Regions from separate parts of the Mus musculus genome. Here region 2 is linked to region 1. Evidence: chromatin contacts called from ENCODE POLR2A ChIA-PET data. All regions are on one chromosome and are shown on one strand. Each heading gives the region's core, a stretch centred on a gene start or an enhancer-like site at or near the end of the contact. The rest is flanking DNA. Distances are from core to core; before and after follow the strand shown. Region 1 holds the start of Slc12a4 (solute carrier family 12, member 4). Region 2 holds the start of Nfatc3 (nuclear factor of activated T cells, cytoplasmic, calcineurin dependent 3).

What was found. ChIA-PET counts read pairs that join two places held with the same protein, here RNA polymerase II (POLR2A).
Region 2: POLR2A ChIA-PET joins it to region 1 with 12 read pairs in Patski. The contact joins the promoter of Nfatc3 here to the promoter of Slc12a4 in region 1. POLR2A ChIA-PET finds 5 or more read pairs at or near these places in 3 of 5 experiments (Patski and embryonic stem cell).

The regions. Positions count from the first base shown.
Region 1 is chr8:105,964,012-105,968,253 of GRCm38, reverse strand. It overlaps Slc12a4 (solute carrier family 12, member 4), which reads left to right and starts at 2,139. Exons shown (of 24, transcript NM_009195.3): 1 at 2,139-2,329. The coding sequence starts at 2,215.
Region 2 is chr8:106,057,207-106,061,448 of GRCm38, reverse strand. It overlaps Nfatc3 (nuclear factor of activated T cells, cytoplasmic, calcineurin dependent 3), which reads right to left and starts at 1,859. Exons shown (of 10, transcript NM_010901.3): 1 at 1,456-1,859. The coding sequence starts at 1,558.

The DNA of each region.
Region 1 (4,242 bases), core at 890-3,389:
GGAGCCCTTGCAAACGCTTGCAGAGCACCAGAGTTCAGCTCCCGATGCACATCAGATAACTCACAACTACCTGTAACTGCAGCTCCAGGGGAGTTGACACCTTTGATCTTCCAGGGCACCTGCACACACACATACTCACACCCAGACACACATGGAAACCGATAATTAACAAGAAAACATCCAGGCATTGCGGCACACATCTTTTATTCTAGCACCTAGGGACTGCCTGTGAGGGCAACCTGGTCTACATAGAGATCAAAGCCAGCTAGGGCTACATAGTGAGACTCTCTGGGGGGGGGGGGGAAAGCAAAAAAGAAGAAGAAGAAGGAGAAGGAGAAGGAGAAGGAGAAGGAGAAGGAGAAGGAGAGGAGAAGAAGAAGAAGAAGAAGAAGAAGAAGAAGAAGAAGAAGAAGAAGAAGAAGAAGAAGAAGAAGAAGGGAAGGGAAGGAAGGAAGGAAGGAAGGAAGAAAGAAAGAAAGAAAGAAAGAAAGAAAGAAAGAAAGAAAGAAAATAACTTAAAAAAAAGAAAGAAAAGAAAGAGAAGAAAAGATGGGGCCTCTGTGTGTGTGTGTGTGTGTGTGTGTCCAAAGATCTTCAAGTGTTGTTCCTCAGTAGACACCCACCTGTTTTTTTGTTTGTTTGCTTCTTTGGTTTTGATTTTTGGACTGACTGGGGTAATGCTATTAGTTATACCTTGTATCTTTTTTTGGAATATTTATTACTCATAGCTTGTATTATATTTCTTCTTGCTCAGTTTATTTTTCAATTTTAAAGGTAAATTTAAATGTGTGTGTGTGTGTGTGTGTGTGTGTGAACCCTGGTACAGTCTGAGGGAGCTGGAGGGCATCAGATCCCCTGGAGCTAGAGACATATGCAGTCATAAGCTACCTGATGTGGGTGCTGGGGACTGAACTTGGGTCTGGGGCAAGAACAACAAAAGCTTGTAACCAGTGAGCCTTCTATACAGAGAGTGCAGGATAGGAGATGCAGAGCCGAGAGCACGCGCGCACAGCTGGAAAGCAGTTAAAGGTGCCAGAAAGAGAGGGAGGCCGATTGCAGCCCGGAAGAGCTGACTGGGAAGGGTTAGTTGTTGAGCTGCTTCAGGGAGGTCCTAGCCGAGCGGCCCACCCAGGCAGTTGGGGCTGGCGGGTGGCAGCAGAGGGCGCGGATTCTAGAGTCAGCCCAAATTCTAAAGGCTACACCAGAAAGGGAGAAAGAATGGAGATAGAGCAGAAAGATGAGCCCTGGAGCTTTCTGATAGGAAGGAAGCGGGGTGGGGTGGGGGAAGAGGCCAAAAGAACAACTCAGAAAGATAAAAATTCTCAAGTCAAGGCGACTAGGTAAGTTATCTGAGTGTGAAAGAAGTTAGCACCAAGAAAGGAAAGGACTCGGGTGCAGGAACCTCCAGGAGGTGAGGTTATGAAGGAGCAAGTTCAAATGAGATAACTGGGCTATCCCAAAGTGTCGATGAGGGATGGGCCGGTGTAACCTCTAGCGAGGAGGGAGCGGACTCCTCTAGGAAGGGCATACGATCTTCAACCACCTGCTAAGGGAGAGGCTGCAGCGAGCAGAACTGAGGGAGAGACCGTAGGCTACCAAAGTCCTGGAGAAGCGTTAGAGAGAAATGATGGTAATGGAAGAGTATGTATGTGAGGGTGATGAAAGACTTGAGGAGGTTTGGGGTGGTCACTGTGACATTGACCAGGTCCTGCTAGCTTTCCCGCTATGGAAGAGTATGTATGTGAGGGTGATGAAAGACTTGAGGAGGTTTGGGGTGGTCACTGTGACATTGACCAGGTCCTGCTAGCTTTCCCGCTAAATAACAAAAAGTGACTGAGAGCTAATTAGATTCAGGGAACAGAGCCAGTGCACCCTGCGCCCCGTCTCACCATCATAATACCCCTAAAAGTTAAAATACTTTCCCTCACTTTATTAAGTATCGCATTTGGGGCTCAGAGAGGGCAACCCCTTACCCAAAGACACACAGGAACCCTACCCTCCAGCAGCTAGAGTACTTCGTTCCCGGGGTCCTCTCATCCCCCCTCGGGGAGGAGCCGACCCGAGCCCCTCCTGCTCCCCGCCCCCGAGGGGCGGCCCGGGGGGCGGGTGGAGGAAGTGAGCGCAGCGGGGTGGAATGCGAGCGGGCGGGGCGGGCCAGCCTGGGGCGGCGGGGACTGCCGGCTGGAGGCCGGGACCGCGGGCCAAGCGCGCGCGATGCCTCACTTCACCGTGGTGCCGGTGGACGGGCCGCGACGCGGCGACTATGACAACCTCGAGGGGCTCAGTTGGGTGGACTACGGCGAGCGCGCCGAGCGGGAAGACTCGGACGGTGAGGGTGCGCCCGGCGGGGGCTGTGGCCGGGACGGGGGGCATCTACACGGGACTCGCGCCTTCGGACCGCGCGCGCAGACGTCCATGCAGGACTCCACTTTTCTTGCTCCTTGCGCGCTCAGACCGATGAGTCTTTTTGGTCCGGGACTCCCGGGCTAGGTCGTCCTCCACCCACTCCCAGCTCCTCCCCCGAGGGCCGCGGGCGGGGGCTGCAGACGTGGCCGCCTTGGGAGGCCGGGTAACGGGCTGCCTTGCTTAGGCTGGCGCCGAACGCGCCACGGGTCTGGGTCCAATGGAAGCCTGGATTGTAGCTTCCTCACTTTCTGTGAATCGCCCCCATCCTCTTGAGTGTCACCCTCTCTTCCTCTATGACTCACCGCCCCTCTCTTGTCCTTTCCCTACCCCTGCCTCCTTGCACACTGGCCCGGTAGGAGCAAAGGGTGTGCTCGCTGAAGAGCCTGTGTTGGCCTTGGTCTACGTAGATCTGTGCGTATCATGGACACCTAGGGAGCAGTCACACGGGGCCAGGCTTGTCTAGGCACTGTACATGAAGCAACTCGCTTTAATCCTCCCAACCTCCCCCATGGGACAGGTTCTGTTACTCGCACTTAGGAAGGAGTGAAGGGCGGTGGGGAAGAGTTATGTAACTTGTTCCAGTGGGATTCAAACCCGGATATGAGAATGTAGTGCCTTAACCTAGGTATCAGGGCTGGTTATAGAGGTAAACCCTTTCTCCCTTCCAGTGCCCCATCTCTCCATCTTCCACCCACGGAGGCTCCTCACACTTGGAATGGGAACGGTCCTGGTTATATGTGTCTGTCTGTATAGCTGTCCAGGCATGTGTAAATGCACGTGTGTCGCTGAGTATCACAGGGTCAGGTCAGGACGTCCTTATGGCTACTGTTTCCAGGAAGGCTGCCAGTGATGAGCCTGGTGCTATGATAACAAATGCCTGTGATGTCTGAGGCTGACCGTGATAGAAAGGTGTAGGAAATGTGTGTTGTGTCTGGTGATGGTATCGGAGGCTATCTGATAGGTCTGTGATGGTGACATGCTTGAGGGGTAGTCTGTGCTTCATGTGAACGGTGACTGAATGACCTGCCTGCCATGTGGACATACAGGCCAGGGGCATGGACTGCAGATGTCACGGAGATTTGTCAGGTTTCACAGCTGTGTGTAAGTAACCCTAGATCCCACATCCCCTGCTGCCCCTTGCCTGGTCCAAGGTGTCGGAACCATATCCCTCCTTCCCTGGGACTGGAAGGATGTCTGTCCCTAGATGATGTACTGAACTGCATCCTGGAGATTAGCCTGGACCAATGGGCAGTACTGAGCCTTTTCTTTGGCTCCGCCTTGGTCCCTCACAGGTTGATAGGAGTAACCTGGAGCTATGCTGGCTGTTGGCTGTGCCCTGCCAGATCCCTCCAGGCTAGGCCAGCTCCTCCCAACCCCACCCCCTTCTTCTCTTCCTATTTACTTTTCGGCCAGATTGTGGTGTGTCTGTGGCATGGGGGACACCCTGCATCCGGGTGAGTGATTTTGCTTCTTCTTTGTAGATATAGCAAAGAATCAGAGAGCACAGAACTATCTTAGGCCTAGCTCTGTTAGGATCCCCCCCACAACACACACACACACACACACACACACACACACACACACACGCCTCTGTTCTGAGGGGCATACATAGGCCTGCTCACCTAGATGGCCTGTGGCCAGACTGGGAAGGTCATGGAAGGACATTATAGGTAGATTCCATGTACATAGGGACCAGAAAGGTCATCCAGATCACTTCCTACTGTCAGGGCTTTCCCAGTTGCTGGTAGGAACACACCTGAGCCCTTCATAGGGAGCCCCAGGCCTGAGCTGTGCTTTGGTTCTCTGGGGGTCTCAGGTAATGTCTGAAAAGCTTGA
Region 2 (4,242 bases), core at 610-3,109, 93 kb before region 1:
ATTTTTTCAATTTCCATAACCTAAGTGCAACTCAATGCCATCAGCTCCATAAACCCCATTTTTCTATTTTATATATAAAATTTATGACAATTTAGTTTGCCGAGTAATAGCTGTTTGAGCTGTGTCTCATCTGTTTCCCAATTTTCATCAGGAGCAGGAGCCTGCATCAGTATACACTACCCAGTGAGTATCCACTAGTATCTTCGACATTAAGGCTGATTAAAATAATGCTAATGGGACTGGAAATGAATACAGTCAACTGGGTTTTTTGTTTTGTTTTGTTTTTTGTTTGTTTGGTTTTGGTTTTTTGAGACAGGGTTTCTCTGTGTAGCCCTGGCTGTCCTGGAACTCACTCTGAAATCCGCCTGCCTCGGCCTCCCGAGTGCTGGGATTAAAGGCGTGCGTCACCACGCCCCGGCTCTACAGTCAACTCTTAACTTTATATTTATTACGTTGAAAACAGTATACGAAGGCTGAAAAGGAACTAAAAGGTATTGTACCACCTAGAGATTCAATGCAACGCTGAGAAAACAATGTATTAGCCCTCACAATACTATGAAAAAATTTAAATAATTCACTTAATACTGGAAAGAATAAACATGAATACTCTTATCCATCTTCTTTTTCTAAGTTCTCTTGCATATGTAATAGGGAAGCTGAACTTAACGAACCACACTATTCCAAACCAGGTCACAGGAGAGAGTTAAGTCCCCAGTCATCATCCTGTTTCTATTTACTGACTGGTTTGACCCGCAAGCATTATGGTGTCCAGCTTTCCCAACTTATCTTTTAAAACATCTTCTGAGAAGAGCTTTTTTTTTTAAAATTATTAAAAAATGCCTTCTAGAACATTCTAGGAGAACTGTAATTTTAAAAGGCAACGTATCTTGTTTTTTTGTTTTTGTTTTTTAATCTCCAGAAACACTTTGCCCAAGCAAAACAACCCAGTTTTCAGAAAGGTCCGTTATAGTATACTTGAAACTAAGCGTGGATGGAATATAAATTTACACAAGTGGACACTAACTCGAACTCGCTCTTCTAGCAAAGTAGATTTTTTTTTAAAGTGGAATTTGAAAACACGCATCTTTCAAATAAAGAATTTTACAACTAGCCTAAAGACAGCGAAGTGCGCTTACACTTCTCGGAGACATTTCCTCTGCACCACGCTGGCACAGCTACGACAACCAGAAACCTCTTGGGGCTTTGGCCCCAACAACCTCTGCCTCCAAAGCCCGGGCGTCCGCCGGCCACTGGCCTCTCGGAGTCGAGTTCCCTACTAGTTCGCTCGCAGCCAAGACACTTCCACGTCGCCCCGAACCACACGCCTCCTTCTCCTCCTCAAATTAAATCGGGCTTTCCTCGCCACCCGCACGCACCAGGGGGACCGAGGGGAAGGCGAGCTGGCGGGAGCGCGGCGAGGGCACGCTCCACAGTCCCGGCCGGCCCGGCACCCACCTGCAGGCCGCGAGACCTGGGACACCGGCGCTGGTGCCCCGTCCTCGCCGAAGACGAGTTTGAAGTCGAGCTCGTCGTGGGCGCCACAGTTTGCAGTAGTCATCGGCGTGGCCCGGGGTGCAGCGCCTCCTCCTCAGGCGGCCGCGGCGGCTCCTCAGCGCCGCTTCATGCTGGGCCGCGCCGGCCAGGAGGTCGCGGCTCCACTGCAAACTTTCCGGGCGGGGCCCGCGAGGCCGAGCGTTCCGTTCCGACCTAGAAAGCTGGCCGAGCGCCCCGCCGCACCGGGAGCCGTCACCGCCGCCGGTCGAGGGTGCAGAAAAGCCACGGTCGCCTCAACCAAGGCTCCCCGCCCCCCACCCCCACAGTCGCCGCCACTGCCGCCACCGCCGCCGGCGCGCTCCCGCGCCCTGCAGCGCGCCCAGCCCCGCCCCTCGCCGCGCTCCCGCCCGACGGGGCAGCCCATAGGCCGCTGGCCCCGCTGACAGCCACGGGCCCCGCCTCCTCACCGACCTATCGCGTGAGTCCTCTGCGAGGAGGAAGTCACGTGAGCAAGAAGCGCCAGAGCCCTGCTCCCTCTCGGAAGTTGTAGTTAAAACTCTCTTTCTTCCGCAGTTTCTAAACCAAGACCAGGGTAGGGCCAATAGCGCTGTCTAATTAGATTGGGAACCCACGTAGGCCAATTGGAGACTATCTTTTTCCCCCTCATCGGGCGGAGCTCATGTCGAGGAAGTGGGTAGCAGAGCGCCAGGGTTATAGGTGTCCGGATATTTGGCCCCACAGAGGTACTTTTCACTTATAGCTGAGTTTAGAGTGGATACGTTCGTTAGACCACCTCAAAAGTTACCACTCATCCCCCGCATCCCTCCATACCAACTTCGATGGCGTAACTTGGAGAGGGCCAGGGATTGGTTCGAACTTTTGGGTAGGTTAGGGTGGAGCCGAAGAAAACCTTGCGAGACAAGTCTGGAGTCGATTCAGAGCCACCCTTCTGGGGTGGGGCCCCGTCTCAGTGGCTGTGCCTTTGTCCCCTCAAGCCGGCCCGGAGAGGATGCCATGCATTCTAGCTAGGCCTCACCTAAATCAGAGGGACCAGGTCTGGTCCTTGACGGAAGTTGAGCAGACACAGAGAAAAGTACCCTTCTTGGCCTCTGCATCTTAGTACATAACCGTGAGACTAAGGCATTGTGACACCCGAGCAAGGAAAGCCCACATATAGGAAGTGACGCTGTCAAAAAGAACCGGCTTTCAATCTTGGTTTCACCTCAAAGAGTCTGCCTTCCCCGGTGAGACATGAGATGGCCCAAGACACCATCCCTTGGAGTCTGGGGACTCAGTCTTGTTTACTTAGCGCATGATTAAGAGAAGGAGTTGGGAGAAGCCAGTGACCACCTCCTCCACGACAGCAAGTCTGATACTACTCACAAAAGCCCCTGGGAGAATGGAGCAAGCACAAGCTCCTTGCAAAGATCTCTGCATCTCAGTGATTCCTGGGCTACTAAGTGAGCCTCAGGGGGACCCCGGCTAAGCCTAGGGTCAGAAGAGCAAGGAATGTTCTGAGCTCGTGAGCCATTCATCTTGGACTGGTTTATTCCTGCTCAGGGCTTTACCAGTACTTATGAGGGACACAGAGATACAGAGATAGTCTCCCATCAGGGTTGAGAGAGAGAGGAATAGCAAATATATAATTACTGTGCAAAGAGATTAGAGCTGTGATAGGAGCTCTGAGGACATTGAACACCCACCCACACGCTACAGGAGTAGTAGAAACTGGAGATCCAAGCAAAAGACGAGCAAAGCTTGTTCCATGGAAGGACCAATGATCAGAAACCAAAGGTGATGCTGTATGAGTGGGCATGGTCACTGGGTGATGCTAAGCTGGAGACTATAATAGTCACTTCTCTATAGAACACTTGGCTAAGGGCATTCAGATCAGCAGGAAGAGGAGGCAGTCAGACTTAATGGCACATGGCTGGAGTGCCAGCACTCACATGGCAGAGGCCAAGATCAGGAGCTCATCATCTCCTCCTCCTCCTCCTTCTTCTTCTTCTTTTTTTTTCCTGAAACAGAGTTTCTCTGTGTAGTCCAGGCTGTCCTGGAACTCATTCTGTAGACCAGGCTGGCCTCGAACTCAGAAATCCACCTGCCTCTGCCTCCCGAGTGCTGGGATTAAAGGCGTGTGCCACCATGCTCGGGCCCCCATCATCATCTTACATAGTGAGTGTGAGGACAGCTTAGGGACAGGAGATCCTTCCTTAAAACAAAAAGTGAAGGACTTAACCTATTAAGTGGGTAAAAAAAAAAAAAAAAAAACTTCACAACAAGCTATCCTGTCTTCAGATGGGCTAACTTAGAAAGCTTGAATTGGAAACTAGGAGACCAAAGGCTACATCCCACCTGCAGCCGAGACAGACTATAGGCTTACCAACTAGTTCCCACGGTCCCGTTTTCCTATAAGGTCCCCAACATTTAGCCAGCTTACTTCCCCGTTCCCATAAAACTTAAAGCAACTTCAGCTCCAGTCTGTAGATGCATGCTTGTAATTTAGATTGAGATCGAGGACCCAGTCTCCCACCCCTCCCCAGGTATGACTTCACCTGAAACAGGTGAATTGCGCTAAAGTAGAGGCCGCAGAGCTGGCGAGATAGCAGAGCTGGAGAGCCCGAGCATTTGCTGTTCTTCCAGAGGATCTGGATCTGGTTCCCAGCACTGACATGGTGACTCACAACCATCTGTAACTCCCAGGGTGTCTGGTGCTGCCTTCTGGCTTTACAGGCACAAGGCACACAT